4 separate regions of the Mus musculus genome follow, and regions 1, 3 and 4 are each linked to region 2. Evidence: chromatin loops called from intact Hi-C (ENCODE). Cell type or tissue: heart. All regions are shown on one strand. Region 1 holds the start of Xrcc4 (X-ray repair complementing defective repair in Chinese hamster cells 4). Region 2 overlaps Gm35111 (a long non-coding RNA gene). Region 3 has its middle 64 kb from the start of Atp6ap1l. Region 4 overlaps Vcan (versican).

Region 1 (5,000 bases), 430 kb after region 2:
TTCATGGAATGCTTTCATAAGGTCAAACTATAGAGACATATTCTTTTGTACTGTCATTTTTATTGCTAATACAATAAGAATTATGGTAAAAAAATTTACCATTTTACTTTTCTCTCACAAACCTTTCTTGGATTTCCTCTGTGATTAATGGCACACTTGACCAAGGACCAGAATATAAAGACAAACGGAGCTGCTAAGTTTAATCTTTACCTTCTATGTTATTTATAACCAATATTATTTTTGGACATTACACTTAATATTTAACATGTGTAACTTATGACCAGTAACATCTCTAATAAAACATTCATTGCATACACTTTTTTTTTTCTCACAACACTTAAAAAAGTAAAACATACAGATTTAATACTATCACACATCCTTCCAAAGCCATTCTACAAATATAGGGATACATATAATTCACCCTTCAACCCTCCAATTCCAGTTACACACCCATATATTCAACAAATCATAAGTTAAAAAAATCTGGAGCAGAAAACTGCATATCTTCATGAACACACCAGTCACTTTTCTTGTTACCACTCCATAGAGTCATTAGATAAATCTGAGGCCTGGCTTTACTTACTAGGTACCCGATCCTAGACAACTCAGGCTCCCTACTTTTCTCTTCCTTTACCTGGAAATATCTCAGAAGTCAGGAATTTAAAGCAAGACAATGCTTAGAAACTACATCTTCTACACATCAAGTACTAGTAAACAAAAGCTTGTTTTTGGAAAAAGTTAAAATACTGTACATCTTAAATTATCTTGATTTTATCTAAGTAGGAGAGGATGTAAAATGTACCTTTGACTAAGAGCAAAGTCATTCTACTTGTTTCTCGGTAAATAGGCAAGAAAGCAACTTTTCAAGTTCTGTAACTGTTTATTAACATCCTTTTGACCAAGAATATACTATCTGCAGTACGAAGTAAAAAAAAAAAAAAAGGCTTTAATGGACTCAAATTCAGTATCTTCTAATCGTAGAATTTGAGGTCTAGTGGGGGTGGGAGAGTCCTGGCTGATTTTGAGATGATAACACAACAAGCTTTCTCTAGAAATATAGTTATAAATGGCTTCTAAACCCACTGAAGTGATAGTGAAGGGAGATTCCTGCATTTACCAGACTACTGAAAAGATGCATTCATAGATCTTTAAAAGTTAATTACTAATGTTTACTTTACTCAGGGGCTTTCTGTTCCTTGTCCTGACCTTTGTTGTTGTTGCTATTTGTGATTTATAGTGTAAGGTTTTCTGAGGTTTAAACTATTAAACAATCAATAATAACACGCATAGGAACTCCCAAAGTGAGTGGTGGTCTGCGAGTAAGGCTCAAGTTCCTTCGAGACAGTAACTAAAATCATTAAAAACATTCGTTTGCAAAGAAGTGTCTTTAGAATTGAAAAAACGATGAGGGAGGGGCCCTATCTCGCCATTGATTCCACAGGTAAAACGGAAGCAGTAGTATCTAGTGTTAAGAAAACCGGCAATCCATTAATTACTGCAGAAAGATGCAGGTTGGGTGACACAGGGAACACATAAAAGAAAGGGGAAAGGGGGAGACTGAGACTCCAGCGTTTGAAAGTGTATATCCGTCCAGATATTTGTAGCAGATGGCAATCGGCTTAGTGGAATGCCACCGTAATTCCACACTAAACAACGCAGCAAGTCGGCCTCTTGGCGAGGGGCCGAGTCCACCACCCGGGTTCTTCCTAGGACTGTTGGCCTGATGCTCCGGGATGTGCATCGCGGCCGCATGACTCCCAGCCTGTGCACCCTCGGATCCCCGGAGAATCACGCTAGCGCCAGGGCTCCCGCGCCCCACAGCGCCCGCACCATCCCCGCCGCCCCGCACGAGCCGCGGCCCCGCCGAGAAACTCAACCGCGGCCAGGAAGCCCAGGTTCTTACCATAGTGAGGCCGGTGCTGGTCCAGCCACATCACCCTTCCGGGCCGGGGCGGAAGAGGATGCAGGCCCGCTGTGCTTCCCGCTCGCTCCAGCGGTCCGGTTGGACCTATCGCGGCGCCTCCGCCCATGCCGCACCATTCAGACTCCGTGATAGGCTTCTGTTACCGGAAGAGGTGGGACTTGGCCGACGACTCGCAAACCACGGTATTAGCGGATTCTCTCATTGGGCGCATCGGTTTATCTCTGGCGTCCACAATTTTTAGAAGACCGGAAGTGGAGTACTGAGAGGTAGGGCCCGGAAGTGGCTGTGGTGTCTTTCCAGAAGCAATGCATTTTTTCCCCCCTTTCTATGTCAACCTCCTGTAGTCCCTGATTTTAGCTTTAAAGCTGCGCAGTGCGTGCTTTTTACCCTGTCTGTGACCCCCTGAGCCTTTTGTAGATGTAAGGTTTTCCCAATGTGAGCACCTGTTGGGCTCCTTCCTAAGTGTCTCTTTCTGTGTCACGTGGAATTTTCAGTCGTGAGGGACTCCTTGGAACTGTGCTGAGCTGCTCTGTGGTGGAGACTTGGATTTAAAAGGCTGCGTCCAGTGTGATGACCCACCAGCCCCTCCCGCCAGCCAATGCTGGCCTTGGCTGGCCCCCTCCTTGTTTGCACACTCTACATCCGGGGCTTAGACGTTCTAGGCCGTGGGGAGAGGGAAAGAACTCTGTGGTAGCTACTGGAAAGGAACGGCCCATTCCCGAGGGGATTATTTGGCTAGTATAAAACCAGTGGGTGAGAAACGATTTCACCTCTAGTTCTCTTTATGAGTTTTGTAGATACGGGGAAGATGTAATCTGATGTGTTCAATTTTATATACATTCTTGGAATGATTCTGAAGTCGGGCACTTTCCCCACTCTTCCAAGTGTATCAAAATTATGGAAATCCTGTGTGTTTAAATAATTGTTTTTTTCCTTTAGTCAGTATGGCTCTAGTATTTATTCAGAATGTTACCCATTCTTTAACTTAATGACCTAGAAGAAGTATAGAAAGCTTTAGTGAAGGAAACTGATGTGATATGTTAATTTCTAACCATTATTTAGCTGAATCATGAGAATCTAGTACTTATGGCAACACAGTACTTTTACCTAGTGCTATGCTATATGTGATTGTGTTTATTACTGCATTGTCATCCAAGATTTTATTTGAAATTATTACTACATTTTTAAAATCAGTTATACCCAACTGCTAAACCTGTTGATCAAATACTCAAGTTCAGAATCTGCATCTTAGTGGTATCAGGAGACTGCAGGACAAGGGATTTCTTTGAGTATTTGAATGGGGGACTGGGGATTAGGCCAATAGGAGAAGTGATTGTCATTGAATAGTCTCAAAATTGCTTTGTGTTATACTTACTATTTAAGTTGACTAACCATGAATGTTTCAAATGTAGACGTAGAAAATATGTTCTGAGCTCAGTAAGTTTGGGTTTTACAGTAGTGAAAGTGTTGGTAGATGTTATAACTGACTCTATTCATATAAAGATTGCTAGGTCCTACTGTTTGACACTTCAGGTTGATGTTTCTGTATGAGGTTCTGGTCCAGGCTCTAGTAAAGAGGCTAAGGTTGTTTAAGATGGTAATTGGTTTGTTGTATTTATGGGCAATTTAGGCCATAGTTTCTTATATATCTCAACTTTAGAATAGAGGCAATTAACACTTTTCAGTTCTTTGTTTTTGTTTTGTTTTGTTTTTCGAGACAGGGTTTCTCTGTATAGCCCTGACTGTCCTAGAACTCATTCTGTAGACCAGGCTGACCTCGAACTCAGAAATCCATCTGCCTGTACCTCCCAAGTGCTGGGATTAAAGGCGTGCACCACCACTGCTGGCAACACTTTTCAATTCTTAAGTTATCCATAGAAGTACATAGTGTCAGGAGGTAGAGTTGAACGTGTGTGTGTGTGTGTATACATATACATATATAAAAAATTTATTATATCCATGTAAAATAGCAAAATTAATATACCAGTGTGACCTGTGGGGAAGCTGCATGGCGATTCGGCACACAAAATCCTTGATTGTGTTTTTTGTTGCAAGTGAATGGTAATCACCATGTTAAATTCCTTTTCTTTATTTCCACTTCTAGTAGCTCTGCTGTGATTTTCATTTCTAATCATCATGGGTTAATTTACTGTTAAGAAAAGATCTTGACTGTGTTATTCAATTATGCAGACATTATTGTCTTCTCTGAATGTGGAAGAATATTTTCAATTTTCATTTCATAAAATCCAGAGTTGTATATAAAATGAGAAATTTATAGTTTTTGTAAGAGTGCATTGAGCTTAGGCCATAGTTACATATAAATTAGGCCATAATACATATAAATAATTAAAACCTGTTTGATACATTGTAAGCATTATAGTGAACATTGAATTTTCATCCTTGAGTGGAGGGCTAATGATGGAAAATTGTTTGATTGTTAGATGCTATTTATACAATAAAAAGTTTAAAATTCATTTAGTTTCTTATGCAGCCAGGCCACTTTCTCTACATTTCCCATTTGTTTTTGATTTCTGATACTGATATTATTTGAGGTTTCTTTTTTTTCCTCCAATTTTTTATTAGGTATTTACTTCATTTACATTTCAAATGCTATCCTGAAAGTCCCATATACCCTCACCCCTCACCCCGCTTTCCTATCCACCAACTCCCACTTCTTGGCCCTGGTGTTTCCCCTGTACAATAGTGTCTGCATTTGGTGGCTGATAATGGGATGGACGGCTGGGTGGGGCAGTGTCTGGATGGTCCATCCTTTCCTCTCAGCTCCAGTTGGAACATGCCCAGGAGAGGTATTGCGGGATCCTCCGGTAGTACAATGTCCAATTTTCTGAGGAACTGCCAGACTGATTTCCAGAGTGGTTATACAAGCTTGCAATCCCACCAGCAATGGAGAATTGTTCCTCTTTCTCCACAACCTCACCAGCATCTGCTGTCACCTGAATTTTTGATCTTAGCCATTCTGACTGGTGTGAGGTGGAATCTCAGGGTTGTTTTGATTTGCATTTCCCTGATAATTAAGGATGTTGAACATTTTTTCAGGTACTTCTCAGCCATTCGA
Region 2 (5,000 bases):
AAAAGGTCCAGTCTAGACCTGGATGTCTAGAAGTGTTTTAAGTGTCCTGCATCCACAGAGACTTTAAGGACAGAGTCAGAGAAGGCAGATTTTTATGTGTTGCCTTTGTTGTCTTGAAAGAGCAGACTCTGCCAAAACGATAGCAGCCATGCAGAGCCTAGCATCTGCAATCTCTAACAGGTTTCAGATTTCTAAAAATGACTTGGAAAATCACATGTCAGCAAACTAGAGGGGCAAAAGGGAGCCACTGATAGGGAATCAGTGAATCTCACGTGTATTTGAGATGCTGTGACAAAAACATGCAATGCACCAATCACAAGGTCTGCAGTGTTTCATTTTCCTCTTCATGACAGTGATTACATTTATGATGTCTTTCAGAGACTTGAGCAAAGAACACAAGCTGAAAAATCAATACAGCAAATGGCAAACATGCCAAGGGTGTGGATTAGAATGGGAACCAGAGCCAGTGAGAACATGGTGTTTGGGTAACATTGTGCCTGCACTGGCAAACTTTAATCTGTTATATTTTGTATCTAAAATATATGGAAACACACAGATGTGGTGAGAATGGGACAGATACAATTAGAACAGGCAGTTTGGGGATGAAAATCAGATACCTCTGATTACACTTGGTCCATGCCATGCTTATCACAAATGACACAATGAAGGCTCCAGAATGGAGGACAACTGCCATACAGGTATATCTTGTCGCCTAGGAGTCTGTTGCTTTGTGTTGTCTCTCTTCAATTCCTTTCCACTCATCTGATTGTGATTCTTAAACCCTCAAGTCTTTATATTTGCTTTGGTTGTATTACTGCCAGACAAGAAGAAATGGACAACACAATTATATCCATATGCCTACTATGACAGAACTCATCTTAAGGAAATGCCGATGCCCAAGATGAATGGTGGTGCTCTCCAGAGGCTGTTATGTCACTTTAGTCCTTGCATGCAGCCTTAGTAGACTAATGATTTGAGAACAGAAAGAAGGCATATTTTGTAGAATATATATATATGCACACACATACATACATACAAAATATTTTACATCTATGGGTGGTTTTAAAGATTATTGCTCTATTTGTTATTATTGTAAAGGCTAACATCTAGACTTTCTTTAAATTATGAGTGCTTAAAAATGGAAGACTCTCACTTCTTAGACAAATGAGTCCAGAACATGTATGTTATGTATGTTATGTATGTGGGTTAGGAAGAACAGGCAGGCACTGGTTAAATTCCCATCAGCCAGGAATTCTGAGCATCCCAACTGAACATATGCACAAAATCCTGAAAAAGCGTTTGAAATTTAGCATTGCAGTAACATGTTTAAAATAACTTCAGAGTTGATCTATAACCAGGGCACTTCTAGGTTTAAGCAAATATAGCAATTAGTTTTTCATTTTTTAAAGGGAGCTCATTTTGTGTAGCTAAATATAAATCAAAAAATTTTAAACACTATCCTCCAAGGCAGTTTAATTTTGAGCAGAATTTGAACGAAGAAGTAAAACCAAATCTCAAAGATGCTTCTGGTGTGGTAACATGGATCCTGGAGTGCAGCCTCAGAGCCATTTGGCTGTAGCCTCACATTCAGAAGGGCCAGCCAAGGAGACACATAGGCAGACTGCTTCAGAGAGATCAGCCTAAACCAGTACCATTTCTGAGACCAAATTCCCCTCAGAAGCACTCTGTAAATCCCCGAGTTCCTGTAGTAAGAAGTCTGTCCCTTTATTTAGTTTCATTGTGTGTTATCATTAAATGGGAGGAAATGACAAAAGCCACAGTCAAGGATAACCATGTGACACTGGCTTAGGCAGGCATAGGGTGTGTCTAGAGTGTGTTTCTGCTCAAAACTGGGTTACAAATGTGACCTAATGCTTGAAGCCTGTAGCTCCCAAAGAGGAGGAAGTTGTGCAGTGTTCTGGTGCTGATGGCAGGTTGCCAACCCAACAGAATTGCACAATCAGCTTCTAGGACATGCTGCATTTTTTTTCTCTCCCCAGAAATCAGTAAGCCACACTAGAGGGCAGGCTAACCTAGACCTTTATTCAACCCCTGCCCCCCACCCAAGAACAAGAATTTGCTCCCTTGTGTCTGATATAAGCATTATAGAAATAGAAGCCTACAGTTGAAAAAAATTGTGGCACTCTACGGAGCAAGCAACAGAGATTGTAGTTTGTGTGATACATCTATTTTACTCTGTGCTTGGAACATGTAAGGACAGCGCCACTTTAAGTAAAGCTTAAGGAAAAGTAAACCAACAAAAGGCAATGAAAATAGTGAATAACATGTCGTTATTAACTTGAATGAATTAATTAATATGTTATCAGAAATTAATACTATCAGACTAAATTAATATTAGAAAAGGGGTATTTCTTGACCAGTAACATCTTCTGTACAGGAATAGAAAATACAGTAGACATTGTCACTGCGGTGCAAGTCAGATACATAATGCTAGTTTGCATCTGATATCCTGCTTTTATTTCATTTTCTTCAGTGTGGTCATCAAGCACTAAAGGACTTGAGAATATAAGCTGTATAAAGTGGACTGTCTTAGGAACAAGGTTAATATTCTTCCTCCTGGACTTGCCCCATACCACCTCAGACTCCTCAGCCCTCCCAAGGAGTTTAGGATGTAGTAGAAAGTCACATAAAATTTCCAATCTGAACACTGAGCATATGTATTGTTAAAACATTGGTTGATAGCCACAACTGGCTTCTTGCTATTCTTTGAAAATATCTATGTAGAAGATTATCCTATTTTCCATATGTTCTGTGCTAGTCCAGCTTCTCCACAGACATGGAGACAACAAGATATACATAGCAGTCGATTTGTCAAAGAGGCTTGTTGCGTGCAATTCTGCAGTCTGAGAGGTTTCAGATCTGTAGTTAAAGACAAATGTAATGCCACATTTCAGTAATCTGTGCATTTGGGAAGCCAAGGCAAGAGGATTACCAAAACTTTGAAAATAGCGTGGGCTTCCAAGGAAGACATTTTCTTATAAATGGACAAAAACAAAATCAAAACAAAAAACAAACAAACCTAGAGTCTGCAGACTGGAGACAGTGACGTGGTTTCACATCTGAGTGTAAAGCCCTAAAACCCATGAGAGCTCAGGATATAATATCATGTCTGAGTCAGAGTCTAAGAGACGCAACTGATGCTGCAGCTTACAGATGGAGCTCTGGAGTTCTTTTTGCTCACCTATTCATCCAGGCTTTCAGTAGGCCAGATGAATCTTCTCTGAAGACTGCTTTATTGCTTTTGGGGGTCTACAGATCCAAATGTTAATTTCATCCAGAACTGACCTCCCAGACACAACTAGAAGAATATTTTCACCAAATCTGAGCACCTCAAGGCTCAGTGTCACAAACATCCAATCATCTCAGCTACTCTTTGCTTTGTGCTTACTTTTATGCTTTAGAGAATGCAAAAATCCCTCTCTGCAAGCATCTCAACCTGAAGCATTGGTTCCCACTTGCAAACTGTGAGTTATGATGTGCGTGTTAAGGTCATCACAAGAGCTTACTGTGGTCAGAAGAAATTGTTTAAACCAAGCACAGTCTTCATGTGCCTTATAAAAATGAAGTGTAGATAGATTTCATAATTTGAGCAATATGAAATTTATACTACTTTTTCTAAATCTTAGTCATAGGCTTAGAAAATACATTGCACATTTATTTCAAAGTCTAAACAATGATAGCTAAAGCAAGAAGTCCCCAGAGATGACCAGTCTGACCAACAAAATAAAAATTCCTCTGACTAATCTGTTCACGTTAAAGTGGTGCACAGTGTATCTCTGGTGGGCTTGGTTCATTAGGATAAATGTAACATGAGCTCAGTGATGGTAGAGGCAAGAGTGAACAAGACATGAGTAAGCGTGTCCTCACAATTAATAATAACGGAGCCACAAGAACACCCCGTGCTGGGAGACTCCTTTCCCTCTCATGACTCATTTGTCAGAGATTTCCTTTGTTTGCTACTTTTCTCAAATAGCATTTCCTCTCACCAAAGAAGACACTCTAGTTCTTTGGGTTGATCTGTTGCTTTTGTTTAGTGACCAGGACTGGGCCCTTTAAATAGTGAGCCTCCTAGTGATGGTAGAAGTGACGAAAGATGGACTAAAAGATCAGGAAAAGGGATGCTGTATCAGACAGAGATGTTTTTGTTCTTTTGTTCTTATGTTTATAAGCCCAAAACATTAAATGTCTAAATTTTTAACTTTCCTTTATCCTTCAAGAATTCAGTGGAGTAAGACAAGACCTAAAGTTAGTATATATTAGAAATATCATGTACAACCAAAATTATCCTGTAAAGTATTTTTAAAATTATTTTTATTTTGTGTATATGAGTGTATATTACTGTATTACAAAACATTTTGAAAGTCTTGGTTGGCCTTGGTACTGTCTGATATGAGGATGTGTTAACCATGGTTTTCTGAGTATCTCCTTGTCATCTTTCCTTACCCCTCAGCTTGTGTTTGTTGAATAAAATAGAATCTGGGGTTGTGAGGCAATTTTCTTCCACGAGTTTTTGCTTTTATGTAAATTCAGACAATAATAAAACTGCAATGATAGGATAAAACTCCCCAGTGGTAGATTTTAATATTTGCCTTATTTTTTCTTGATTTCTCATTCCTGTGGTTTTGAGTATATTCATAAACAATGTGTACCCTTGTTTGTGTATGTATCATATTATGTCTGAGAGTGATCCAATCAGTGATCCCCTAAATGATGACTTGGTCCAGAAAAAAACGCATCCTAGCAACAGTGAAGAATAAAAGATCTTTGGCACATGTCTAGTAAGGATGCTATTTGGGTTTACTTAGGAAAATCTTCACTAAACCAAAATAAAATATGTCTTTTTCTAATTTACATTACTAATGTGCTATTACACTCTCTTGGCTTTTTTTAAACATACAGATGTGAATGGCATGTATGATCTCATGAATAATTCAAAGACCCACTGTGAGTTCTTGCCCCTGGATTCTATTGTTCCCCAG
Region 3 (5,000 bases), 330 kb before region 2:
GCTGGTTACTCTGAAGTGACACCAAAGTCTTCTCAGTGGCACCCACAGAACACAGCAGGTTAATTGGCCCTTTGGTTCTCAACCTGTGGGTCGTGACCCCTGTGGCAACCCCCCTATCTCCAAAACTTTACATAGTGATTCATAAGAGTAGCCAAATTACAGTTAGAAGTGGCAATGAAAAATGATTTATGGTTGTGGGTAAGCGCAACACAAGGAACTGTATGAAAGGATCACAGTGCTAGGAAAGCTGAGAACAAATGCAACAGCTTTTATTCCTCATCACATCAATACAACCAGAGTTACCGTCTACCGCAGTAGATTATAGATTATTCAGAAAGAAGAGGAGAGGGAGACAGAGAGACAGAGGGAGATAATTCAGAGAGCGATATAGAGAGAGGATAAAGGAGAGAAGAGAGGAGAAAGAAAAAGAGAGGAAGGAGAAAAAGAAAAAGAGGAGATAAAGAAAGTAGAGTGAGGAGAGACAGAGAGAGAAGAGAGAGAGAGAGAGTAGAGGAGAGAGGATACACACTCACTCACACACATGCTCACATGCAAAGACTATATAGATTATTTCCTAAGGGCGTGTGCTACCAGCTGTTCAAGTAACACCGCTAATTTTTCTTTCCACACAGATACACTTGAGATTTTTGCAAAATGGAAGTAATACAAAACCAAACTTTTATAAACTTGGTGTGAAAATCTCCATGCAGTATTCTAGAGAGCAACAGATGATGGGCTTTAATAACAAACCCCATCCTGAAGTAGACTGAATCCTTGAGTCAGAAAACCTACTTACTCTAATCTTTGATTGTGACCATTCTGTAGAGCATTGCTGCGCTGCTCATCAGTTTCTTCTCCTTCCAAGCTAAGTCAGCTAAGAAAGCAACCAAAGGAAAGGCTTTCTTCTCCTTGTCCCGTAAACATTTGACTGAAAAGCTCTCTGATGCCACAAACTACGGGAACTCAACATGCCAGTGATCAGTCATGCATCAGTATGTACGTGTTTATTTGTGGGCCAACCATTGCTTGGTTAGGGTTTCTGGGAAATTCTCTGTGCCTACAGATGAAAGGAAGCTACTCAGTTGTGAGCCCAGGTTCTTCTGGGCTTATCACGTTTACCATTGGCCTGACATATTTTCAGTCCCCAGAAGGAAGACAGGTCTTAGTCTCAGATCCTTGGTAGAGGATGATTTCACTGGAGAGATGGTTCTTAGCTTTGGAATAGAACCTTGAGGCAAAGTGGGAATGTGCTTAAGATATTAGGATGTCATCCTTGAATTCCACCCTGTTTCTGTTGGTGTATTCTGCTTTTCTTACGTTTTAAAATATATTACTATTTTAATTAACACAATAAGTGCTGGCCAGAATTGGTAGTGCATGCTTTTAATCCCAGCACTCTGGAGGCAGAGGCAGGTGGATTTCTGTGAATTTGAGGTCTACAAAGTCAGTTCCAGGACAACTAAGGCTCTTACATACAGAAACCTTGTCTCAGAAAAACCACAAACCCAACCAAATAACAACCCCCATAAACCAACCAACCAACCAACCAACCAACCAACCAACCAGCCAAACAAACCAAAAACCATAACCCAAACCCCAAAGATCCAAACCAACAAAACAAACAGCAAACAAAAACAGCAGCAGTAGCAGCAGCAGAATCATCATCATCATCGTCATCATCATCATCATCAGCAGCAGCAGCAGCAGCAACAACAACAACAATAACAAAACAAACAAGAACACAGCAAAAAACATGTGTTTGTGAGGGACAGTGAGACATTGCAATGTGTGTACATTATATATGAAGATCAACTTGGGGTGATTTCCTCTAGTATCTGTTGGTGAGCATGTAGTTAACTATTACATGGATCTCTGGTCTGCACAGGTGAGAACAGAGGGTCTACGTGCAGGGCAGGAGGGTACAAAAATGAGCAAGAGATGTAGACTGGAGCTGTGGTTCAGTGGTGGATTGCCTACCTGGCATTTACAAGACCTATGTGATATATGTTCAGTAGTTGTGTGAGGACATTGTGAGAGGAAATAAAAATTATAACCCAACAATATACCATAAGGACCCAGGTTGGAGTTGACTGATCCACTGTCTGCAGAGCAGAGCTATGGGTTAAGTTCCTCTCTTGGGAAAGATCATCGCTCAACTTCGTGGAGAGTTTGATATCCTTTATCTTTGTTGATTCTACATCTTTTAATATGCACTGAAAACCTGGATCTTTCTGCTTCCGGAAGTTCATGATGAACACCCCATCTTACCTATTGCTGCCACAAGCCCGCCCAACCAAACCAAACCAAACCAAACCAAACCAAACCAAACCAAACCAAGCCAAGCCAAGCCAAACCAAACCAAACCAAACCAAACCAAACCAAACCAAACCAAACCAAACCAAACCAAACCAAAAGAAACCAAACCAAACCACAACAAACCAAAACAATACAAAAACTCAGAAAAAGAGAAATCACCCCCAAACTAGCAAAAACCCAAAACTGAACAATAGGTAGAATCCAGCTCTTACAATTTAACACTGGAAGCAACCAATCTTAATTCCTCTGAAGAAATACTGTACCCCGCGGTTACTGTGACAAAACGAAGACAGTAGCAGCGTGTCCTTGCTTGGGTTTGGAATGGATATACAAAGACTTTAGAATCGAGGAACTAACAATAGAGGGAATGCTGCTGTGAAACCAGATGCAGGATGTCACTGGAGAAATGTGTCTTGTTTGAGGGTAAGAAGGCTTTGTCTACAATTAGGCTCCGTAAAGCAATGGGGGTAGGCAAGGACTCAGTATGGCCTAGAGCCCTCAAGGGTACTTAAGATAAACATGATTGAGACAAGACAAAGAAGATAGAGGAGAGGGCACAAAATATCGGAGAAGGGAAAGACTTAAATTTTCCCTTATTCAAAGTTATAACCGTTCCTTAATCCCTAGGTTATAGGGCTTCTTCACATTGACCCAGCAAACATCCCTTCACTTCCCTGTTGACAGAATATGTTCCCCATTATATCACTAGAGGTCGCTAGAGAACCACTGATCAGTGTCTGAAGCTGGCTAGATAACCCGTTTCAACCGTGCAGGAAATGCTTATTTTTCTAAACATGAACAGTCCCACAGTCACAGAAGAGTAAAGGCCAAAGTCTTAAGTTTCAAAGATTAAAACATGGCTATAGCTATCACAGCACGCAGTTACCTACACACTGTGAAACTGGCTTCGTAAGTTTTTAAAAAGATGTCCCTGGCTGAGTTGAGAGTAGAAATTTCGCTGTTGGCTGAAAAAATGGCTCAGTAGGTTAAGAGCTTGCTACAAAACCGAGAGGCCCCGAGTCCGGGTTCCCAGAACCCGTGTAGAGTTGGATATAGACGCTCCCATCTGTAACCCAGTACTCCTATGGCAACACGGGATATAGAGACTGAAGAATACTTGGAGAGTACCTGGCAACTTGGGGTGGGTGGGTGGTGGTGGGTCCAGCTACCTTGTCATCTATAGTGCTGAGTATCAAACAGACCGCATCATAAACAAGGTAGACGGTAAGGCTGACACTCAAGGTTGTCCTGAGATACACATATCATCTACACTTGAGCACATGCGTGCATATGAATACATATACCTGGAGGAACAGGGGTTGGGTGGGGAGAAAGAATTCCAATATTTTGTAGAATAATAACAACATTGCTATACTAAAACAAACAAACAAACAAACAACTTTTTATGTAATATTCATTTAGGCTCTCTCTCTCCTCTGTGTGTGTGTGTGTGTGTGTGTGATATGTATATGTGTGTGTGAACTGATGTTAACGTACACTATTAACCTAGGATGTTGGGCAAGCAATTGAACTACATTCCCAGCTCCTTTCCAAACATTTTATTTTGAGCCAGTTTTTTTTTTTTTTTTTTTTTTTTAATATGTTGTTCAGGCTGGCTTTGAACCACCTCTGTAGCTGGGGTAGGCCTTGCATTTGTAGTCCCCCTGCCTCAGCCTCCTGAATAGTAACACCAAGCACCACTTGGCATACATATCCATTTAAAAAAAAAGATTTATTTATTATTATAAATAAGTACACTGTAGCTGTCTTCAGACACACCAGAAGAGGGCATCAGATCTCATTATGGGTGATTGTGAGCCACCATGTGGTTTGCTGGGATTTGAACACAGGACCTTCGGAAGAGCAGTCAGTGCTCTTAACTGCTGAGCCATCTCTCCAGCCCATACATATCCATTTTTATCCTAGTATAAATGATGTCCTGGGGTTAGTGGGAGACAAGGAGGAGGCAGCACAGGGGCATGAGGCCAAGCGCATCTGCTCTGCAGCAATCTGGAGGTCTCACCTCTGTGTTCCTCATCACGCCCTTAGGAAGTGCTGTGGGTATTAGAGCCAGCTTTGAGGGGAACAAACAAACAAACAAAGAAACAAAGAAACAAAGAAACAAAAACCCAAGGGAGAAAAGAAACAAAACAAAAGCCCCACCTGCCCTCAGTATTGTCAAGCCCTCCCTTTCCAGACAATGACTTTGCTGGGACATTGGTACTGACACCTCTGGAGTACTTAATGTGAATGTATTTTGGGCATGCCTGACATTTTTGATAGTGTTAACGCTGATAAGTGCACAATCTATTGTTCAACAATCTATTGTTTTGACTACTCTTAGTTACCTGTAGCAAATCACTGAAGTCCAGGAAACAATGAAATCCCCTCTTAATGCCCAAGCAATTAGCTGTGTGAAAGGTTTGCTTTGATTACGTTTCAGTTTTATCGAAAGAATTCTGTGTGCTGTTTCCTGATGCACATTTATTTTTCCTGCCCTTATCCATCATCCAAACATTCATTATAATTCTCCCACTTTGTACTTTCCACGACGGATCCATGGATACAAAGACAGGCAGGAAACAGGACCTGGATCTTAGGTTAAAGCAGTTTGAAAATGTCAGAGGAAGAAGTACGGGAGAAATGAAGTTCTTTTTCTCAGTTTGTCTGCATGCAGCTGCCTG
Region 4 (5,000 bases), 850 kb after region 2:
CACAACTGATAAACCATTACTCTTTTTTCTGCAGTGAGGTACCATTACCATTCTTTCCAGAGACGAAAGACATTTCTTGGGCAATGAAAGAGAACTGGAGGTGCTAACAATTCAGAGACGTGGGCTGCACTTGTTTGTATCTTTCTAACCTCAACGAAGGGGTGGCCCTGATTTGGCAGGAAATGACTCAAAAGAGAACCCTCACATATATATTTTTCCAAACTTAAGTTTTTCAAAGTATCAAGTAGAAAGAACTTTAAATGTTTTCACACAAAGAGATGATAAATGTTTGAGGTGACCAGTTACTCTAATGGTATCATTTCAGCACATTGGTATTGAAATATCATACTATATTGTACAACATGTATTTTGTGTGTCAGTTAGATTTAACAACATTTTAAAAATTATCTCCCACAACAGAACCTTGAAGTCTTTAAGAACCTGGGAAGTCTTAGACGGCTTTCTTTGAGATACTTGTAGATGCTTCATCTGTGATGTGGTTTTACTTCCAAGCCAAGAGCCACATTTTTTGTTCACTTTGTGAACAAGTCACACTGCATGTCAGTATTAATTTAATTATGTTAAACTTTGCGGGCTTCGTTATATTAGCCCCAAAGCCAAGAAAAACATATGCTCTTTCCTCAGCCTATTATTCATGAATAGAAGACTTTAGATTTCTTTCTGCTAAAGACCACTACGTTGTTAATGAAAAATTTTACTTCTGTTGTGGTTTAATTTGATTGGAATCAACAGCTGTTTCTTCTGAACTTACATTCAGGATGTTATGAGTCACTGTGTAGTCCTAGAACATAAAACTCTTGTCTATACCTTTTGCTCTTGTTGCTTAGATGTCTAATGATGGGTTTAAATTGCTGAAGTACAGTGTTTGCCACCACTGGAAAATCATCTTGTAATTGACAAGTTTACCCTGCAAGTGAAGAAAACTTAATGAATGCAGGAGGCCCCTTAGCACTGCTTCATGAAACTTTAGAATCATGTGCACATGTTTAAATTTAACTGCTAATTAGTTTAAGGCAATGCACAACCATGGAAAAAGCAAAGAAAATGAAGTTGAATGGTTTTTGGCACTTTCTCTGGCATTTGGTTCCTTAGCATTTCATGACTGACGACTTGTGCAAACAAGCTTGAGTGGAGGCGCCCACTGGCACAGTGCTTTGCGTGGATTAAGTGCATGTTGCTCCTAGAGGCTCTGCTTGGGGCCCCTGTCTCACAGTGGGAGTAACTTACATCCCTCTGGAAAGACTGTTGATAATTATTGCTTTGTCAGTTAGTGAGCTCACAGCATTTCACAAGATTAGTGCTGTACTCAAGAGTGGCCAGATTGTCTCCCCTGCACAGAACTCTGCCAGCTAGGAAAATAATGGGCACGTTGCCGCTTTAACAGCTATCCAGAGACCCCACGTTAATTTTCCTTCCCTTCAGTATACTGAGTTTGGTAGAATCCAACTGCAGGCTTCCAGTGGGTAGTGATGCCTGAACAAACGTCTCTTTCTCCTTTGAAACAAAGCTGCTCTTTTCTTCTTCGGTTGTGGGCTCAACTAATGATAACAGAAAAACCATAACCTCCTGTAAAATGTAAATAAATCAGGACCCAGACCAGAGAGCATGGATTAGGAGAGCCTGAGATCTACCTTGCAGGGACGGCATTTGCCTCACTCAAGGAGAACAGTTAAATGTGTCCCCTGCAGGCTACAAACTAATGACTATTGTGTACTAGAGCTACCCAGGAAGGAAAGATGTTTTGAGTTTTGTAATAAGAAGCTCCCATGGCCTTTGTTTTCTTCAGATAACGATTTGTTCTGTATTCTGGAACATACAGTTGACTCAAGTGATTACCTAGTGGCAAGCTAACTGCTATCAGTGTGTGTATGCATGTCCATGTGTGTGCTTGTGTGGATGTATGCTCCTGTGTGTGTGTGTGTGTGTGTGTGTGTGTGTGTGTGTGTGTGTGTTCTAGGTGGGTACACAGGCTCTTGATAAAGTATTTTTGTATATGCAACTTGCTTGTATTCTCTGGAGATAGTCTTCTTGGCCTTGGTGACATGGGCTATATTAGGGCTTTGTGGCTCTCAGAGTCCAATAGTGGTTTAATGGGTCCCAGGTGGAAAAAAAAAAAAGAGTTTACACAAGTCAGCTTGTAGTATAGGTGTGATATTTTCAGAATGTAACTTTGCAGATTCATACAGCATGCATTTGATTTTTGTGCACTGGGGCATAATTATTTATTGGTCCTACTCTAAAGATATTGAGTAGATCTACCAGACATGATTATACCGTGTCTGATGAACTGTCACTGTTGATGTAAATCATTAGATGCTATTCATAGAAACATGAAAAAACAAGCTTTTGTAGTGCTCGTCTTAGGTAGAAAAGTCAGATGAGAGCTGTAATAGTCAATAGCAGAATAGGATGGAACTAGAAAATATAGCCTATCTATTTGTAAAAAAATCACAAAACTAGGAGCACATGCCACAGTGGAGGTCATGCCACAGTGGAGGACATGCCACAGAGGAGGACATGCCACAGATGACACTTTAATTTTTATTCTGCAGGTGGAGTTAATAATTGTGATTCTATATCCTGTGCTGGCACTCAAAGTACTACCATATTGAGCAGTCTATGTCACCACCTGGTGGTCACATTATGCTTTGTATTTTTATATGAACAGCACTAGTGTCTGCAGGGGTGTTGTTTAGGTTCGTATAGCTTTGAAATGTATAATATTGTAAGCCCAATAGTTAAATGCAAAATGAGATGATTTGCAAGCACAGTAGGAAACTAACAGGTACCTTAAGCTTCATAAAATCCTGGCAGTTAAGGTTAAAATTAGCCCCGTTCTTTCTTGAACCTTCACTTTTACACACTGTAATAGAAGCCAACAGGTCACTTCCTTGACTTTTCTTCTTGGCAGGTGAACCAAGAAGATTTCTGTAGTTTAGTATACAAACTTTTCTTCTGTAAATTAAATTATCTGTGTTTGGAGCAAAAAGGAAGACGAAGAGCTGTGATTGAATTTTTTATGGAATATAAATAAAAATTAAAGTTGAAAATTTAATCAATTTCTCCCAAAATTATCCCTGAAAAGGTGTCAAGTTACTTTTATCAATAGGGTATGTATGATATTTAAATGTTTTTAGCACCATCAAAATAGTTCCAAAACATAGTATTCAATTAGCTACTCCAGGAAATCCAAAGTATTGTGAATTTTAAAGTATAAAACATGATGACATCTGAGCTGAAGAATTATAGCTAAATATCTGGTTGGATACAGAGACAATACAAAAGGGACCTGACAGTCACAGATTCAAGATTTACAATGCCAGTGATATGTGAGATACCCAGAAACACAATTGTTAGCTGTCCAGGAAGAGAGGCCAACATTTACAAAGTGTGCAATTGGTTTTCAAGGATGTCTGCATAATAGACATCTCAGACTTCCCACCTCACTGGGGAATATGTTTGACTGCTCTTCTGGCCATTGTGGTTCATCTCTAATAGATTTAAGCAGAATTAATCTGTTACACAAGTCTGTTCGAATAAAGACATCCTCACATCCATCAAATGCATGCCTACTCCCTGCAGAGTTCAGAATAGGAAGACAAAAGATGATATTTGATCTCCTTGTTTACCAAGTGGGTGCTGGGAACCAAACCTGGGTCAGCTCTAAGAGCAACAGGTAGTCTTAAGTACTGACCCATCTCTCTAGCCTCATATTGAACATTTAAAAATTCTATGAATTCCTTCACCTTGTGTCCTAAGAGTTCTGATATTCCGATTGAAATTCACCTATCTTAAAGATAATATATTAGACTACTTACTGCCACTTTAAAAATAAATGCTTTATTAACGCTTTGAGAATTTTATACAACATGTTTTGATCATATTCATGCCCACTCATTTCCTAAATTCACTTGAAATATTTTTATATATTTTCTGGTAAATTTACACATGGAGATAGTACTTGTAGATCATATTCCTGCTTCCCAACTCCTCCCAGACACTCTACCTTGTGCTTCTTCTTTTTTTTTTTTTTTTGAGACAGGGTTTCTCTGTGTAGCCCTGGCTGTCCTGGAACTCACTTTGTAGACCAGGCTGGCCTCAAACTCAGAAATCCGCCTGCCTCTGCCTCCCGAGTGCTGGGACTAAAGGCGTGCGCCACCACATCGAGCTCCTTGTGCTTCTTTTGACTTCTTTCAGAAATTCTAGTGTATACATACGACAACCTCACAAAAACAAACCCCAAAACAAAAACAAAGACAAAAAACACACCAAAAAAAAAAAAAAAAAACACTGAAAATCTAAAAAGTCAAAGAACAACAAGACAAAACAAAACCAAAAAACACAAATATTATTTTGAAGTAGTGCATTGGGAGAAGGTGAACCAGCTTATGCTTAAGAGCCTCTCTTACACCTGTCTGGTCCTCCTTGCTACCCAGACATTCACACAGTTCCCCAGAGTTAATTGGTCTTTATTTGTGCCAATCAATGCAGCAACAGTTAATGCCTGATAGATAACCTTGTATTCTTTCTTCTAATGAAAGCAGGACTTAAAGCAGAACCCAAACCTACTCCCCCTCCCCTTTTAAGGAATAGAGGAAACTTCTTGCTTATTCCTAAGTCTTACATAAGTCTACAAAAAGGTTTTAATAGTCCTTTGTAAAGAGGCAGTTATTTGTTTTTGTGTATGGAAAGGTGAATTAAGTAAAGTACATTGCTTGGGTTGGATTGTTCATGACTGGGACACTGATTAATTGCTGAGATTTTGATATCATTGATGATGATCATGTGTCACATATTTTAAAAGATGAAATATCATGTACTAGGTATAAATGGGTATTTGACCCTCTAGACTCCATATATGGTTATGCACGACAAGATTCCCCTTGTAATCCATTATTGAAAATTGCTCAAAGCTAACTCTGCCTCCCATCCAACCCTGTCAGTCAGCCCACCTGCCATGCTGACTGAGACAGGTGGAG

Evidence for each region. Hi-C counts contacts between places; a loop is a spot of excess contacts. Peaks named below come from ENCODE experiments on the same cell type or tissue, not always from the same donor. Only the 100,000 strongest peaks of a DNase experiment are listed, where the experiment ranks them.
Region 1: a loop joins it to region 2, with 2.1 times the contacts of the local background. A loop is called at or near these places in 5 of 42 quality-filtered maps.
Region 3: a loop joins it to region 2, with 3 times the contacts of the local background. A loop is called at or near these places in 2 of 42 quality-filtered maps.
Region 4: it touches region 2 in a loop (3-fold over the local background); 2 of 42 quality-filtered maps call a loop at or near these places.

What each region holds. Positions count from the first base shown.
Region 1 is chr13:90,086,687-90,091,686 of GRCm38, reverse strand. Xrcc4 (X-ray repair complementing defective repair in Chinese hamster cells 4) reads left to right here and starts at 2,079. Exons shown (of 8, transcript NM_028012.4): 1 at 2,079-2,190. Tmem167 (transmembrane protein 167) reads right to left here and starts at 2,020. Exons shown (of 4, transcript NM_025335.3): 1 at 1,904-2,020. The coding sequence starts at 1,906. In heart, no CTCF peak of the experiment used is centred here; DNase peaks (open chromatin) are centred at 2,066 and 2,566; H3K4me3 peaks cover 2,639 bases; H3K27ac peaks cover 1,943 bases.
Region 2 is chr13:90,512,944-90,517,943 of GRCm38, reverse strand. The region is part of intron 1 of Gm35111 (a long non-coding RNA gene); the gene reads left to right. Among named protein-coding and RNA genes, the nearest start is that of Gm35111, 34 kb to the left of the region's middle. In heart, a CTCF peak has its summit at 2,010; a DNase peak (open chromatin) is centred at 1,913; H3K27ac peaks cover 707 bases.
Region 3 is chr13:90,839,162-90,844,161 of GRCm38, reverse strand. No RefSeq gene overlaps it. Among named protein-coding and RNA genes, the nearest start is that of Atp6ap1l, 64 kb to the left of the region's middle. In heart, a CTCF peak has its summit at 3,026 (motif pointing right); no DNase peak of the experiment used is centred here; H3K27ac peaks cover 1,004 bases.
Region 4 is chr13:89,665,860-89,670,859 of GRCm38, reverse strand. The region is part of intron 12 of Vcan (versican); the gene reads left to right. Among named protein-coding and RNA genes, the nearest start is that of Gm4117, 65 kb to the left of the region's middle. In heart, a CTCF peak has its summit at 2,653 (motif pointing left); no DNase peak of the experiment used is centred here.